Regions from separate parts of the Homo sapiens genome. Here region 1 is linked to region 2. A link is a loop called in an ENCODE intact Hi-C map of the cell type or tissue named here. Cell type or tissue: K562. All regions are shown on one strand. Each heading gives the region's core, and the rest is flanking DNA. Links, peaks and the distances in the headings are about the cores only. Region 1 has its middle 24 kb from the start of C9orf50. Region 2 has its middle 69 kb from the start of LINC01503.

Region 1 (8,996 bases), core at 388-8,387, 190 kb before region 2:
CCCACTTAACATCAGATCTCAGATGTCACCTCCTCAGGGAAGCTCTTCCAAATGAAACCAGCTCCCCACAGTTCTCCTTGTGTGGCACTTACCACAATCAGGACGGAACAGTGGTGGCATTGCTGGCACACATGGACCATACTCAGTAGCCCCTGAGCTCCAAGAATGCAGAGACTGGACAGGTCCCTAACACAGAGCCTGCCACAGAGAAGGCCCTGAATGAACGCTGCGCAAAGGGATGGGGATCCTATCTGTGAACATCTCCCTGCCACATACCGTGCCTCAGTTTCCCTGCCTATACGGCAAGGGGGAGGGTCCCGTGCCTGCACTTGCAATGCAGTGTTTCTCAGATGTTCCCTCTGGGCTTCTGGCAGGGATCACATTCATTTCACGGTATTTGACTTCTTTGATTATCTGATTTTTCCAGGGAGGAATTTTAAATCTCTGGGCTGGGGCGGCATCTGCTAGATACCTGGGCACTTGTCCCAGCCCACCAGCCTGGGTACATTCAGCATCATGCTGGAAGCCCGTTAAAACTGCCCCCTCTTGGCAGATTAGGCCCCACGCAGAGACACCCTTCCAGGGCTCTGGAACCATGCAGTGTTTGGTGCGAGTGGGTAAGCAGTACAGCTCTCTTTGGGCAAAGCTCTAAATCAAGTGCAGGGGCATAGGAGCCAGGCAGACTGGGTTCCAATTCTGACTCAGTCACTTCTGGTGAGACTGGGGCCCACCATTTACTTTTTATTTGAGATGGAGTCTCGTTCTGTCGCCAGGCTGGAGTGCAGTGGTGTGATCTCAGCTCACTGCAACTGCCACCTCCCTGGTTCAAGTGATTCTCCTGCCTCAGCCTCAAGAGTAGCTGGGATTACAGGGGCGTGCCACCACGCCCAGCTAATTTTTTTGTTTGTTTGTTTTGAGATGGAGTCTCGCTCTGTCGCCCAGGCTGGAGTGCAGTGGTGCGATCTCGGCTCACAGCAACCTCCACCTCCCCGGTTCAAGTGATTCTCTTGCCTCAGCTTCCAGAGTAGCTGGGATTACAGGTGCCTGCCACCACGAGTGGCTGATTTTTGTATTTTCATTAGAGACAGGGTTTCATCATGTTGGCCAGGATGGTCTTGAACTCCTGACCTCAGGTGATTCACCTGCTTTGGCCTCCCAAAGTGCTGGGATTACAGGCGTAAGCCACTGCACCTGGCCTAATTTTTGTATTCTTAGTAGCAATGGGGTTTCACCATGTTGCCCAGGCTGGTCTCGAACCGCTGACATCAGGTGATCCACCCGCCTCGGCCTCCCAAAGTGCTGGGATTACAGGCATGAGCCACTGTGCCTGGCCTCACCATTCACTTCTCTGTGTCTCAGTCCCAGGCCTGCGCAATGGTCGTATCACTGTCAGAGGTGTCTGAACCAGGGCAATTCCATCTTGAATGGGGCTGGGTAAAATGAGGCAAGACCTACTGGGCTGCTGCATTCTCAGACGGTTAAGGCATTCTAAGTCACAGGATGAGATAGGAGGTCGGCACAAAATACAGGCTATAAAGACATTGCTGATAAAACAGGTTGCAGTTAAGAAGCTGGCCAAACCCCCCAAAACCAAGATGGCAACCAGAGTGACCTCTGGTTGTCCTCATTGCTAGACTCCCACCAGCGCCATGACAATTTACAAATGCCATGGCAATGACAGGAAGTTACCCTATATGGTCTAAAAAGGGGAGACATGAATAATCCACCCCTTGTTTAGCATATCATCAAGAAATAACCATAAAAATGGGCAACCAGCAGCCCTCAGCGCTGCTCTATGGTGTAGTCATTCTTTTGAGACAGAGTCTTGCTCTGTCGCCCAGGCTGGAGTGCAGTGGTGCGATCTCAGCTCACTGCAACCTCCGCCTCCTGGGTTCAAGCCATTCTCTTGCCTCAGCCTCCTGAGTAGCTGGGATTACAGGCACATGCAACCATGCCTGGCTAATTTTTGTATTTTTAGTAGAGATGGGATTTCTCCATGTTGGCCAGGCTGATCTCAAACTCCCGACCTCAGGTGATCTGCCCACCTCAGCGTCCCAAAGTGCTGGGATTACAGGGGTGAGCCGCCGTGCCTGGCCTATTCCTTTACTTTTTTTTTTTTTCTTCTTCTTCTTTAAGACGGAGTCTCGCTCTGTTGCTAGGCTGGAGTGCTGTGGTGTGATCTTGGCTCACCGCAACCTCCGCCTCCCAGGTTTAAGCTGTTCTCCAGCCTCAGCCTCCCGAGTAGCTGGGACTACAGGCGCGCACCACTACGCCCAGCTAATTTTTGTATTTTTTAGTAGAGATGGGGTTTCACCATGTTGGCCAGAATGATCTCGATCTCTTGACCCCGTGATCCGCACACCTCGGCCTCCTAAAGTGCTGGGATTATAGGCATGAGCCACCATGCCCGGCCTATTCCTTTACTTTCTTAATAAACTTGCTTTTACTTTATGGACTCACCCTGAATTCTTTCTTGCGAGAGATCCAAGAACCCTCTCTTGGGGTCTGGATCTGGACCCCTTTCCTACACCACCACCTCCCAGCTGGGGTTCTTGTGTTGATCAAGATGCTTCCCAGCCTGGGCCTGACACACAGTAAGTGCCCTGCCCCTCTCACCCCAGAGGCAGTGGCTAAACCTCAAGTCTCTGGGGCCCCAAAAATCTGCGTCAATACCCAGCTCTGCCCCTTGTCTGGCTTCGCAACCTCTCGGTGTCCGTTTCTGGGTCTGTAAAGCGGGGGTGATACTACTCCTGCGCCTGCACCCCACGTTATGTCAGTGTCTGCTTTCCAAATTCCCAGCCTGGACTCACCTCCCCTATGACTGTTTTGCAATCAGTGGGGACCACGGGCAGGGAGGAAGGTGGAGGAAAGCCCAAGTAACTTTGTGTCAAGTCCCAGTTTTCCTGCCAGCTGAGACCTGGGGCAAGCGACACCCCCTCTGCCTCAGGCTGTTCACCTAAAAAAAGGATGTTCTTAATCTACACACAGGGCTCTGTGGGGCTTGGATGGGGCACGCGGACGGCTACAGAATGTCAGGCAGCCACTTCCTTATGGTTACACCAGAAAGGGAGAGCCATTTCCCTCCACCCTTACTTTAGGGACCGGGAAACAGGACGGCAAGAAGGAATGCGCTACACCTCAACCCGGAGGGAGGGCATTCAGCCGCCACCCCCTCAGCCTTCCAGGAAGCTGAGGCCCAGAGAGGGCCAGGCTGGACCACGGGTTACACTGCGGGCAGGGCTTGGCTGATGCAGGAAGCGGTTCCTCTCCGGTGGGATGGGTGGGGTCGGGCAGGTACCCCAAGGAGAGCCCGGGCTCCCAGCTTAGCTTCCTGTTCCTATCTCAGCTGTCCAAGGGCCACTGAATGTTCCCGAATGCCCCTCCCCAGAGGAGTCCTGGGCAGGGAGTAGGGCATTCAGGAAAGCTGAGGCCCAGCGACAGGTAGGCGCTGGCCTGAGGTCCCACAGCGCAGGCGGGTCCGAAGCCCCCAGTCTGGGTTCAGGCCTCCCCCGCCCTGCGGCGCGGCCTCGTGGCGTCCCCAGCCCTCCGTTCCCGGTCGCTGCCCTGCAGGGACTTGCCCAGCGGGGACGCGCCGGGCCTCCCCGAGGTCTGCGCCCGGCTGCAGCCGCGGGATGAAAGGGGAATCCACCGAAACCCGCCTCCCTCCCAGCTCGCCCGCCCCACCCGCAACCGGATCTGGCTGGGGGCGGCGGGCTTTGAAGTCCGCGCCAGCGGCCCCAGCGCTCGGACGGCTCCGGAGACTCCGGGAGGCCGACTTGAAAGGGCAAGCCGCGGGCCGGTCCAGCCTTCCCGGGACAGGGCCGGGGAGAGCGGGGAGGAGGAGGGGAGGGGCGGGAGGGGGAGAAAGGGGAGAGTGAAGGGGAGGGGGCGGAGGGAGGGACAAAGGGTCCCGCCTGACGCCCTCCCCAGGGCCCAAGGGCGGCCCAGCCCCGCGCTAGGAGCGAGGAATGAGTTATCCCGGCATTCAAGGCCCTGCCGTGGGTGCCCTGCGCGCCACCCGTTTCTTCCTCCCTCCTGGCCCCTTGGCCAGACAGAACTGCTTCTCAGCTACTGCCTCACTCCGGCCTTAGCACACGCTGTTCCTTCTGCCAGGAGCGCCTTTCCCATCTTCCCCTCCCAGGCTCCAGCCTCAGCTCCTCCCTGCGGGGGATGGGAGGGAAGGGCGTCCTCTCTTCCTGTGGGGCCTCCCATAAACCTCCTGCCCTACCCTCTTCCCGGGTGCCCTCCTCCCCGGCCCCCTGCCTCAGCGTCCCCCAAGGCTGCTCAGACTCTGGTAATCCCTGGCCCAGAACCCCAGCTGTGGACACCTGGAGGGCATCCTCGCATCCCCCAGTCTGGACAGCTGTGGGTGGGCGCAGGAGACAGGGAGAGGGGGTCCTTCGATAATAGCGATCACAATACTAATAAGCCTTGGGGACTGGTCAGTGTGTGGGCGGGTGCTGAGAGAATTCCAGGGTCCTAGAGCCCATCGGCCCCGCGCACTGGAGCCTTATAGCTTCCAATGCACCCATGCAGGCGCACCATAGCCTCTTTCTCCTCCCTGCCCATCAGATTGCAAAGCTGGGTGACCCCTCTCCCGACCTCCAGCCGGGACCTCCTCCTCACTGCAGAGGGCCCCCAGCTGCCGCCTCGGCCCTTGGGTTCAACCACTGGCAGCCCCTAGAAAGCTCCAGCCCCACCCCCAGGGTTCTCTGTCCTCAGAGTCCCAGGAGGCTTTGCAGCTGTCTCCTGGAACCCTCTCCTCTGCCCACCTAGTGGGCTGATTGCCTGGTTTCTCCCAGCTCCCCAGGGCTGCTGGCTGAGGACAGAGTTTTTGTTCCAAGTTGCAGATGAGGACACTGAGGCCCACAGAGAAGTTGAGGTCTCGAAGCTGGTGGGATTGAGGTGGCCATGCTGGCCCCTGAGGAGCCAAGAGAGAGGGGCCCCCAACAGGCTGTGTCTAATAGGACAAGAGTGCCGCCATCTTCACAAGTCTCCACCATCTTAAAAGTATCAAGTTTCCATGTCTCAAAACTGTCCGCAAATGTCAACCCTGCCCATAGCTTCAACAGAGCATAAGGCTGTAACTGCAGCAGAACCTCACAAAGTCCCCAACAGTCACAACCAGCCAGCACTTCCCCAACTCCTCCACATAGAATCTTTCCTCAAAGCACACTTCCGGGCTGGGCGCGGTGGCTCATGCCTGTAATCTCAGCACTTTGGGAGGCTGTGGTGGGCAGATAACCTGAGGTCAGGAGTTCAAGACCAGCCTGGCCAACATGGTGAAACCAGGTCTCTACTAAAAATACAAAAAAATTAGCTGGGTGTGGTGGCAGGCGCCTGTAATCCCAGCTACTCAGGAGGCTGAGGCAGGAGAATTGCTTGAACCTGGGAGGCGGAGGTTGCAGTGAGCTGAGATCCCACCATTGCACTCCAGCCTGGGCAACAGGAGTGAAACTCTGTCTCAAAAAAAAAAAAAAAAAAGCACACTTCCCCAACCAGGCCCTTTAAAAAGCCTCAGGCTATATGAGAAGCTTGCTCCTGAGCCTGCTGGCCAGAAGCCCTTCTCAGGTTTACTCTTAATAAATCCATCTCCACTGTAGAACTGCCTTCTTGCCTCTTCTTTCCTTCATCTTTCTATTCCAATACTTGCTGCCAAACCCCGGGATGAGTCTTGGGGCTGAGAACTCTTGCAACCCAGGAAGCAGTGGGCCCCGACAGCTCATCCCTGGCTAATTCCTGGATCCTGAGGGTTCTCTGGCTTCCCGCCTAGTCCCTCAACTCTTCCTCTTTTTTAAAAGTGATTTGCATGAGGTAATTGAGTGACAGGAGAGGACTTCGAGGCTGTGGCCAGGGCTACCCCTGGATGGGTTCTCAAAACTCCCGGACCCAGAATTTTGCCTCCAACCGCTGGATCTGGGCAATTTACTTTCTGTTTCTCCCCAACGGCTCCAGTTTGAGAGGTCCTTTGCTGGTTCCTTCTAAAACATCCAACACCAGACACTAATTAGTAAGGTTTGCCCCCACCTGTCTCTCCTGTGCTACCCAGGAGACTCAGGTCCGCAGTCCCGGTCTCCTGGGGACCATTAGGACCATCAGAGACCTTGGGAGGGTGACGTTCAGGGATGCCTGACCTTTCCCCTCAGTCTACCTCCTCTTGAGAGGATCTCCCGTCTCTGCCCTTTTTCTGGGGATGCCTAGTCTAACGGCAGACACCCCTGGCCTTTCCTTGCCAAATCTCAATGGGCTCCAATCAATCTCAAATTACTCCTTCCTCCCCTCTAGGTTTCCTGATTTGTAACCTTTCTAAACTCGGTATAAAGGGGGACATTAAAGTAAAGTGCCTTATATTCTTTTGCAATACTGCCTGGCCTCAGGCCAAGGGCAACCGTTGGCCTGAAAACGGCACATTCGACCACCAAATTTTAAGGGATTTAGATAACTTCATTTATCGAAATGGCAAATGGCAAGAAGTTCCTTCATTTACCTTTGCTCACGTCCTTCCCTCTGCCAAGATTGTTCCCCACACCTCTAATTTGCTCCTTAATCTCTGTTGTTGGCATAAAGGGCATTCAGAAAACTCCCCTCCAAACACTCCCCTTATATTGTTCCTTTCGGGACGTCACCCTCATACATTGCTTCCTGTTAATCCCACATTGCCCCATGCCTCTTCTAAGTAGAGACCTGCTGCACAAATTGCGTGGCTTCCTCCACCTTTGGGCTCTTGGCCAAAGCCATCCCTACTTATTTTTATGCCAGGAACCCAAATTCTCCCTACCTGAAGTTAAGGAGCCAACACCTGACCTTAGCATTATAACTCAAACAAATCCTATTGTTTGGTCAACACAAATTCTGCAGTCGTGGCGGCCCACCACTCCCCATTAAAATTTCATTAAAGGATCCTTCTCATTAGATCACAGTCCAACAGTATTCTGTCAGCCCTGAGAGGCTTCGGGGACTCAAGCCCATCATCTCCCAACTGTTAGCTGCCAACATCCTCATTCCAACCCATTCCCCTCATAACACCCCTATTGTCCCTGTCCGGAAGCTGGATGGGTCCTACCGGCTTGTCCAGGACCTTCGTCAAATCAATTCTGCTGTCATCCCTACACACCCAGTCGTTCCTAATCCCTATACACTCCTCTCCAGAATCCCCCCTCATACCAGTCATTTTTCAGTACTAGACCTCAAAGTGCCTTTTTCAGGCCAGGCACAGTGGCTCTCGCCTGTAATCCCAGCACTTTGGGAGGCTGAGGCGGACGGATCACGGGGTTGGGAGATCAAGACCACCCTGGCTAACACGGTGAAACCCCGTCTCTACTAAAAATGCAAAAAATTAGCCTGGCATGGCGGCGGGCGCTTGTAGTCCCAGCTACTCAGGAGGCTGAGGCAGGAGAACGGCATGAACCCGGGAGGCGGAGCTTGCAGTGAGCCGAGATTGCGCCACTGCACTCCAGCCTGGGCGACAGAGCGAGACTCTGTCTCAAAAAAAAAAAAAAAAGATGCCTTTTTCACTATACCTCTATACCCTTCTTCCCAAAACCTGTTTGCTTTTACCCAGATGGATCCAGATACCAACATTTCCCAACAGCTCACATGGACTGTCCTCCCCCAGGGTTTCAGACACAGCCCCCCAACTTTTTTGGACAAGCCCTTCAAGCAGACCTCTCTAAACTTTGCCTAACACCTCCCATCCTCCTTCGCTATGTAGATGATCTGCTGCTCTGTTCCCCTTCAGAGGAACTCTCTATTCAGCATACTGTTACCCTTTTAAACTCCCTCACCCAGTACAGCTACCAGCTGTCCAAAAAAAAAAAAAGGCCCAATTAGCCTCCTCCAAGGTTTCATACCTGGGCCTCATGATTACCCCTGCCACCTGGGAAATTCCCTCAACACACAAGCAGATGGTCCAGAGCATCCTATTCCCTCATACCAAAAGAGACTGTCTCTCTTTCTTGGGACTCATGGAGTACTTCCAGCTATGGATTGCCAATTTTGTAGTGATTGCCACGCCATTATATGAGGCCTCAAAGGGAAACCTCGCTGAGCTTATTGCCCCTACTCCTGAACTTCATCATGCTTTGTCCTGCTTAAAACAAGCTCTAACCTGGGCCCCTGCTTTGGGTCTCCTTAACCCCAGCCGACCTTTCCATTTATACTTACACAGCTCCCAAAACGGAGCTTTAGGCCTTTTGGCCCAGCCCACAGGGGACTCTCTTCAACCTGTTGCATACTTCTTCAAGCAGCTAGATCTTATCTATAAAAGTTGGCCTCACGGCTGGGCACGGTGGCTCATGCCTGTAATCCCCACACTTTGGGAGGCCGAGGCGGGCAGATCCCCTGAGGTCAGGAGTTCGAGACCAGCCTGACGAACATGGAGAAACCCCATCTCTACTGAAAATACAAAATTAGCCGGGCATGGTGGTACATGCCTGTAATCCCAGCTACTAGGGAGGCTGAGGCAGGAGAATCGCTTTAACCTGGGAGGCGGAGGTTGCAGTGAGCCGAGATCGCGCCATTGCACTCCAGCCTGGGCAACAAGAGCGAAACTCCGTCTCAAAAAAAAAAAAAAAAAAAAAGTTGGCCTCTTTGCCTAAACATTTTAGCCACAGCCTCTTTAATTATCCCAGAGGCACAAAATTTCATCTTCTATAAACCCCTGCAAGTTTATTCATCACATGACTTGCAAGATATGCTCAGCCACAGGGCACTTCAAACAGTATCCCCTTCCCGCATCCAGACCCTGCACTCAGCCATTCTCCAATCCTTTCTCTCCCTCCGTAAATGCTCCCCTCCTAACACCGCCACCCTTTTACCCTCAACACCCCTCTTAGAGTCACCCCTGCACTCCTGCACTGATATCACTGATGACTCCCTTATCACGTTCCATCATTTAACCAACGCACCTATAAAGGGAGCTCCAGGCTGGTTTCTAGACAGCAGTGTGTCCAGAGTTCCTCCTTTCTCAGCAGGGTATATTATCATGGAAGGATACC
Region 2 (8,000 bases), core at 1-8,000:
CTTTTTATAGGAACCTCACTCTTATTGGATTAGGGCTCCCCAACGACCTCACCTTAACCTGGTTACCTCTGTAAAGACCACACAAAGCCGCATTCTGAGGGACTGGAGTTAGGACTTGAGCCTATCTTTTTTTTTTTTTTTTTTTTTTTTAAGACGGAGTTTTGCTCTTGTTGCGCAGGCTGAAGTGCATTGGCGCAGTCTCGGCTCACTGCAACCTCCGCTTCCTGGATACAGGCAATTCTCATGCCTCAGTCTCCCAAGTAGCTGGGATTACAGGCACCCGCCAACATGCCCAACTAATTTTTTGTATTTTTAGTAGAGCTGGGGTTTCACCATTTTGGCCAAGCTGGTCTGGAACTCCTGACCTCAGGTGATCTACCCGCCTCGGCCTCCTAAAGTGCTGGGATTACAGGCATGAGCCACCGCGCCTGGCCGAACCTATCTTTCGGGGGGACACAATTTCCCTCACAATAGTGGTGATAATGGAGGTGATGGCAGTTGGTCATGGAGGTGATGATTGTAGTCATGGAGATGACAGTGACCGCCATGGTGATGGTCCTAGGCCTCAGTCCTGGACCCCCAAACCCTGCAGCTGCTCCTTGGGGTGCAGTGGTTAGTTCAGAGGGTCTCTGGGGGTCCAGAGCCTGTTCTCAGCGGTGGAGAGCAGGGTTGGATTGTCAGCTGAAGGAGCAGAGAGGTGAGAAAGAAGATCCCAGGGTGCTATTGCCAAGTTAGTGTCCCTTTTGCACCCTTCTGAAGCTCTGCCAGCCACCAGCGGTAAGATCTGTGCAAGCCCTCTAACCTCTGTCAGCCGCTGGTTGAGACGTGGGGTTGTGGAGGGAGCCCCTCAGCCCCAGGCCTCTGGGAGTCTGGGATGGCACCCGGTGGAGACATGGGAGCTCAGCCGCCTTGGCCAAGAGGGCGTCCATTGGGGTGAGAGGACAGCGAGGCTGGGGGGCAGGTATGGGTGAGAGAGCTCTCCCTGCTTCTCTGCACCTGACTTGTCCCTGTCACGTGCAAGCCCTTGCTATTTTTATACACAGCTAAGTCAGTGCTTGTCTCTGGCCCCACCCCGCTGCCAGAAACCTCCCAGAGGGTAGGGACCATGATCCGAACGTCTTTGAGTTGCCCAGAGCATGACCAGGTCCTGCACAAATGCAGAGTGAACCTGGACTGTTTTTTTCTGGAAGAACAGCAAGTGCCTCCCTTGTCCCTCCATCTGGGCACTACGGAGATAAGACCGGAGAAGCCAGCTGCTTTTGGATGGGATCTTTCTCTGCCAGGCCCTGGGCTACCCAAGGAAGCTGGGCAGAACCGCAAAGTCAGCCTGGCCTGGCCTTTCTTCTGGAGCCCACGGAGCGTGGTAACCATGGCAGCAGGAAGACAGAGCCCGGAGGACAGAAAGCCCACTGGTCTTTGGTCTTTGACGGAAGCCAGGCAGGAGCAGGCCACTGTTTGTTGTTGTTGTTTTTTCTTATTAGACATAATCACATCAACCCTCTCCTCAATCTATCTTCCTCTAGTTTTTGCCGACCAATAATGGTAATAATAGTCATAGTTAGCATTCATTCGTTTGTCCAATCAATATTTATGAGCACAGACTCTTGCCAGGCACTCTTCTATACAACAGGAGACATTGAACAGAAAAGCCAAGTTCGAGCCTTTTCAAGGCTGACATTCTGGGAAAGAAAGACAAAGAACCAGGAAACTAATGCTAGGATCCAGGGAGCAGGGTGAGGGGCTAGAGCAGAGAACAAGAGGGCTGGACTTTGGACAGGGAGGCCAGGGATGTGAGGAGATGCCACTGGAGCTGAGACCTGGGTGGAGGGAGGGATTGAGACCTGTGGGGAGCCCGGAGCAGAGGATCAGGGCTGGAGCAGCAGGTGCCAAGGCCCTGGGGTGGGTGTGCCCAGTGTCCTAACTCTAAGGACACCTGAAGCCAGGAAGCCAGGGAGGGTGAAGGCAGAGGCAAGCCCAGGGTCAGTGTGTGTGTCTGTGTGTGTGTCTCTGTGTGTGTGTGTGTGTGTTGAGGCAAGGCCTCGCTCTTTCACCCAGGCTGGAGCACAGTGCTGCGATCTTGCTCCCTGCAACTTCAACCTCCTGGGCTCAAGCAATCCTACCACCTCAGCCTCCCGAGTAGCTGGGACTATAGGCACATGCCACCATACCTGGCTCATTTTTTAATTTTTTGTAGAGATGAAGACTCGCCATGTTGTCTAGGCTGGTCTCGAACTCCTGGACTCAAGCGATCCACCCCCTCTTGGCCTCCCAAAGTGCTGGGATTACAGGCTTGAGCCCCCGTGCCCGGCTTGATTTGTGTTTTTAAACAATCTCTGTGGTTTCTGAGTGAGAATAGACTGAAGGGGCTGGAGGGAAGTCTGGGGAACTGATCAGAATTCTCAGCCAGGAGCCGACAGAGCCCAGAGGGGAGATGGTGGTGGCCTGGTCGGGGACAGCAGCAGTGGAGATGAAAATGGCTGGATTTCAGATATATTGTAAGTAGAGCCATCAGGATTTGTAAAAGGATCAGATGTGGATGTGGAAGAAAGAAAAGCACCAAGCCTGACTCCTGTGCCATGAACAGTGGGAGGTCTCATTTCCTGGGATGAGGAAGACTACAAGAGAAGCTAGGGTGGGGCTGGGGTTGGGGGCGGTCACTGTACCTCCATGGCCTTCTCAAAGCCTCAGGCTGAGGGCCTTGCGAGACCAGCCCTCGCTCCCTGCTTTGGTTCACATCCTCCTGCTTCCCCCTGGCCTGGCTTTCCTCCTCTTCGTGGCTAGTTTCTGTGGATGTTCAGCCCCCTCAACCACTCCCTGGCACTGCCAATCCATCTCTCTCCCCTCCCCTCTTGCTTTCCCCCACCAAAACATCCTGTGGATGGTGTTCCCTCCTCCGGGAATGCCATTCCCGCTGCCCTTTGCACTGCTGCTCCTGAGACCCCATCAAGAGTTGGGGTCTGCACAGGTTATGCTCAAAAAGCTCACGTGATGTTCACATGTGACACACTTGCAGATATCGAATACTCCCTGAAACCACTTATCCACATAACCACCCTAAGAGGTAGGCACTATGATCATACCTATTTTATAGATGAGGAAACTGAGGCCAAGAGAGGTTAAATAATTTGCCCAAGGGTCAGACCTGATGAGGATACGAACCCCGGCAGTCTAATCCCAAAACTCACACTCTTGTTTCTTCCATCATTCATTCCCCTGTTCTTTCATCCATTCATTCACCATTGCGTGCACTGTGCGCTAGGTCTTGCTCTAAACTCTGGTACCTTCCATGGTGTACACTGTGAGGGCACTGGGGAGGCAACGGCAGGCAGGCCAGCCCAGGCCGAACCTGCATGGAGCTAACTTTCCAAGGAGGAGACAGGCAAGTGACCTGCAAAGAGAAACACGGTGACCTGAGAGATGCATGCGGGCTGGGCTAAGTGCAAAAGCGGAAGGGAGTCACCGGGCACGCCCTGCAGGGAGGTGGGGCTGCCTCGGGGGAGGGAAGGAGTCTCAGGAGCAGCCATGCAGAAAGCAGCGGGAATGGCGTGCCCAGCGGAGGGAACGGCCTATGCAAAGGATCTCGTGGTGGGAGAGCAAGTGGGGAGGACACGGTGATCTACTGGTAGTGCCGGGGAGTGGCCAGGGGCTGAGCCAAGGAAACCAAAGCAAGGAGGGAGGGCACTGGTCCCGCAAGGCCCTCAGCCTGAGGCTTTGAGAAAGACATTGGGGTACCGTGACCCCTAAACCTGACACATCCAGTGCTGGCTCCCACCCCAATGCAAACCACAAGAAAGACTGCCAAGACAAGACCCTGTTGCCCAAGAGGGCCCCAGCCCACACCGGGTGAGGAGGCTGAGCCCCCAGCCCTGCTCCCTTTTCTACTGAAAGCATCAGGACTTGAATCCAGGGCTGACTCCATAGCCACGCCTGAAGGCTGTCCCACCCCCAGGCTGGCTATCAACGAGCAGGTCAGCGTCTGCCCTCTGTCCACATCTAGAAAGGGCCAGGTGGAGCTGGTGTTCTCAAGCCACAAGCCTCAGCTGCCCCAGAAGCCACTCACTGACTCACTCACTCATTCACCCGACAGCTGTTGGTGAAGACCTCAATGTCCCAGGCACCCTACCCAGTGCTGAGGATGCAGCAGACAATGAGACCACATCCCTTCCCTCAAGGAGCTGACACTCTTCTGGGCGGAGCCTGAGAATTAACAAATAAATATAAAGTCAGTAGAGGTACAGGTACCATGAGGAGGAAGGGGATGCAGACAGGAGAAAGACGGGTTTCACTACTGGAGCTGAGACGGACCCTGACTTTGGGGACAGCACTCTGAGGATGCCCCTGTGGCCTTGCGTCTTTCCAGCCCACCCTGTCCCCTGCTCATGGAGGTGCGGGTGACCCTCTTACTCCCCACACTCTGCCTCCCTCGGAGCCCCTGCCCCTCCCTCCTTGGTTGGCTTCCAATCTTGAGGCAAAGCCAGATCTTTGAGGGAGCAGAGCACCCTCCCAATGTCCAGGGGTCTGCGTCAGAGCTGGGGAGGGGCTGGGCCCTGCTCACAGTGGGAGGCCCCCCCCTCCAGCCCTGGGGAGGGGGCAGGCTCCGTCCCCCTTTTGTTCCCCCCGCTCTTCTGCTGGGCACAGAAAACTGGGGAACAGGGCCCCTGAGCTCTGGACCCTGGAGCAGAAACTTCATGTGGGCTGAGGGCAGAGGGAAGGGCTGAATACCTAAAGCCTTGCCCAGCAGATAAAACAGCGAACAACCCCCACTCCCATGTCAACCTCAGCACTTGCTGAGCTCAGAGCATTCCAGGGTGATCTAAGTGCAGCCTCACACCGGGAGGGTTGTGCTATTGTTATCCCCATTTTCTGGAGGAAGAAACAGAGGCTCCCTGGGTCCAGAGATTCGCCCAGACTCCAACTCAGGGCCGACGACATTCAGCGGACATCAGCAGAATGGCTGAGAGCCCAGGGCATCCAGCGAGAGGCGCCAATACCAGCAGCCCCCCACTCACTCAGACCCCCACAAGACAGAACCCCCCAAACTGGAAACATCCAGTGCCAGCTCTGACCCCAGTGCAAACCCAGAGAAAGGCTGCCAAGACCAGACTCTGCTGCAGGGGAGGGCCCGGGCCCACACGGGGCGAGGAGGCTCACCCCCAGCCCTGCCCCCTTCCTCTACTGAAAGTGTCAGGACTTGAACCCAGGGCTGACTCTACAGCCGTACCTGGAAGCACTGGGCTGTCCCCACCCCCCCGACTGGCTATATGGAGGCCCCACTGGGTCCTGAGGGCAGGTGGCCGCATCACCCCCTTAGGGAGGGGGAGGGGGTCAGTCGCCCCTCAAAGTTGCACAGCTTGTGAAAGGGGGCGAGATTCAAACCCAGGACTGTCAGGCTCCCACCAGCACCTAGAGAGCAGTGGGGACAGAGGGCCCAGGAACTCTGGCGAGGAGGCTCCCCACGTCCATGGCAGCACTAGACCCAGGCATGGAGGCTCAGTCACCTCCAAGGGTGCACACAGTGGTCCTGGTGCAGGCCCTGTGGCTGCCTGGCCCCCTCAGATCCTGTTGTGAGTGGCTGTCTCTGCTGCCCCTGCCCCGACCCAACCCCTCTGCCCTAGGGCTGTGCCCACTTCCAGGTCCTTGCCCGGGGACCAGCACTGGTCAGGTATGCTGGGGAGTCCTGCCAGAATTCTGGAAGCTTTGGCCCCATCAAGGCTGTCTCTTGCCCCTGAGACTCAGAAGACGGAGCCACAGGACCATGGGAGCCTGCCCAGCCTGGAACTCCACCCCACCATGAGGCGCCTGCAGGCCTGGCGACATCAGGGCTGGGCAGGGGGTCCCCTTCCTCTGCCTCCTCCTGGGGCCAGCCTCTGTCCCTCCACTGCTGCAGTAGCAACTGCATGGGCTGGGTGTATGAGCTGCGTGTATGAGCTGCATGTCTGCACCGACCTCTGCTTGTGCCTCTCTGTGTCTTTGCATGTGTGTGCATGTGCCCATGTTGGGGTGAGCAGAAACAGCAGGACAGGAGAGAGAGGGAGAGAGGGGGAGATGCAGGCAGCAGAGGGCTGGGTGACACAAGACTGCTGGAAATGCACAGAGAGCAGGGTATGCACCGCAGCTGCAGGGAGAGGCCCTTGGAGAGAGGGACAAGAGAGGGGTTGGAGGGGGCCCAGCCAGGGGCCAGCCCAGGTAGAAGAATCAGGAAAGCAGAGGCCTGAGGGAGAGAGGAGAGGGGAGGAGGAGGAAAGCTGAGTCCAGACTGCAACAGGGGGCCCAGAGAGTGGAGTGGACAGAGGGGTACCGAGGCTGGGGGTCTTGGATGGGACAAGGAGGACAGGCAGCACCTTCTCCACCAACCATCCCGAGTCAGCCCCACAGAAAAGCCCGGGGGGTCAGGAGTAGGTGAGGAAGCAAAGTGGGGGCTCCCTCAGTCCCGGCCCCATCCTGACCTGGGGAGAGGACAGGCATGAGACCAGCCCCAAAAGGAGATGGTAGAGTCCCCCGAGGTCGCAAGCTCCTCACACTTAGCCCCCAAACACCTCCTCTGCACCAGCTGGGGCTGTGTGACCTCGGGCGGAGGACACTGCCTCTCTGAGTCTCTGAGCCCCAAGAAGGTATTCAGCCTGGTGCTCGCATGAAGGCTCAGTGAGGTGAGACCTGGGTCCAGTTCAGGTGGGTCTGATGGCAGCGCCCGAGGTGCTGGGCACGTGCCTCCTTTATCACCAGGGAGAGTGAAATAGGGCCCAAGGTACATAGTTGCCATGACCTGAGCAGAGAGATGTGCAAGCTGTAAAGTGCTGAGGACAACAGGTTGCTTATTTTAAGTGATATTCTTAAAGGTAAATTCAGGTTGGTGCCAGATCGGGGAAGAGGGAGGGAGGTGCCTTGAGAAGAAATCTCTGAGAACCCAGGTTGTAGGGACAGAGACAGCCTGGGGAAGGAGAAGAGCTGTGCTGGCTCCTGCCCAGGCCACATGGGGGTCCCACCAGAGCCAGGCTGGACCCCAGAGAGTCCCAGAAAGGCATGGGCGTCAGGGTGGGCCCTGCAGAAGGCTCGCCTTGGAGACGTGGGCTCCAGGAAACCCCTCAGCCCCAGAATCCCCTCACAATGCCCCCCCCGATTCCCCCCCCCACCCTGTTGTCCAGGGGGAGGCTGCTGAGGGCAGAGAAAAATATGGGATGGGGGAGAGAAGCTGGGGTCCCCACATTCCAACTGTGGGGTTTTTTCCATTCCCTAAAGGCAAGGAGAACAGTGTCAGGAGAGGAGAGAAAAGGGGGAGGGAGAAAAGGAGGAGGTGGAAAAAGGAAGGCAGGGAAGGCGAGGAACAAATGCAGAAGGATTGGAGCCTTGAGAGAGGCTGCCCGAGGAAAGGGCTAAATGAGAAGAGAAGGGAGGGGAAGGCGGCGAGAGGCTGCAGAGCCCGGGTGCGGCGCGGGCAGGCGCTCCAGCAGCTCCGGGTCTTCCAGAGACAAAGGCCCGAGGCCGAGGAGGAGGAAGAGGAGGGGGAGCAGGCGAAGGAGGCAGCGGCAGGGAGGGGAGGCCGGGCAGCCTGGACGCAGAGCCCGGGCCCCAGACCCAGGCAGGCGAGAGACCTGCCCCAATCCAGCCAAGGCCCGAGCTGGGGAAGAGGGGAGTGCGCTCCAAACTTAAGAGGAAAAAGTCTGCCAGCTGCCCTTGGGGTTACCACGACAGATAAAACCTCATCCAGGCATCAGAGAGCACCCTGCACACGAATGCACAGCAGCGAGCTAAAAATACTGGCTTGAGAGGGAAGAGGGTGAAGGAGGGAGGAGGGGGAGGGAGGGGGCAGGAAAGAAGAGGAGGAGAGTAGGGAGGAGGGTGGGGAGGAGTGAGGAGGGTGGGGAGGAGTTGGGGAGCAGGGAGGAGGTGGGGAGGAGGGAGGAGGGAGGAGCGTGGGGAGGAGTTGAGGAGCAGGGCTGCAGGTTCAGGCTCAGGCAGCCTCAGTTTTCCAGAGCGCCCAGTTTTGCAGAGGTGCAGATGCA

Evidence for each region. Peaks named below come from ENCODE experiments on the same cell type or tissue, not always from the same donor. Only the 100,000 strongest peaks of a DNase experiment are listed, where the experiment ranks them.
Region 1: a loop joins it to region 2, with 2.4 times the contacts of the local background. A loop is called at or near these places in 9 of 110 quality-filtered maps.

The regions. Positions count from the first base shown.
Region 1 is chr9:129,592,222-129,601,217 of GRCh38, reverse strand. No RefSeq gene overlaps it. Among named protein-coding and RNA genes, the nearest start is that of C9orf50, 24 kb to the left of the region's middle. RefSeq lists an enhancer at 449-948 and a silencer at 3,582-3,801. In K562, for the core only: no CTCF peak of the experiment used is centred there; DNase peaks (open chromatin) are centred at 4,779 and 5,117.
Region 2 is chr9:129,402,021-129,410,020 of GRCh38, reverse strand. No RefSeq gene overlaps it. Among named protein-coding and RNA genes, the nearest start is that of LINC01503, 69 kb to the right of the region's middle. RefSeq lists a silencer at 1,717-2,011 and enhancers at 3,185-3,788, 4,394-4,998, 4,999-5,604. In K562, for the core only: a CTCF peak has its summit at 3,587 (motif pointing right); DNase peaks (open chromatin) are centred at 3,480 and 7,862; H3K4me3 peaks cover 1,296 bases.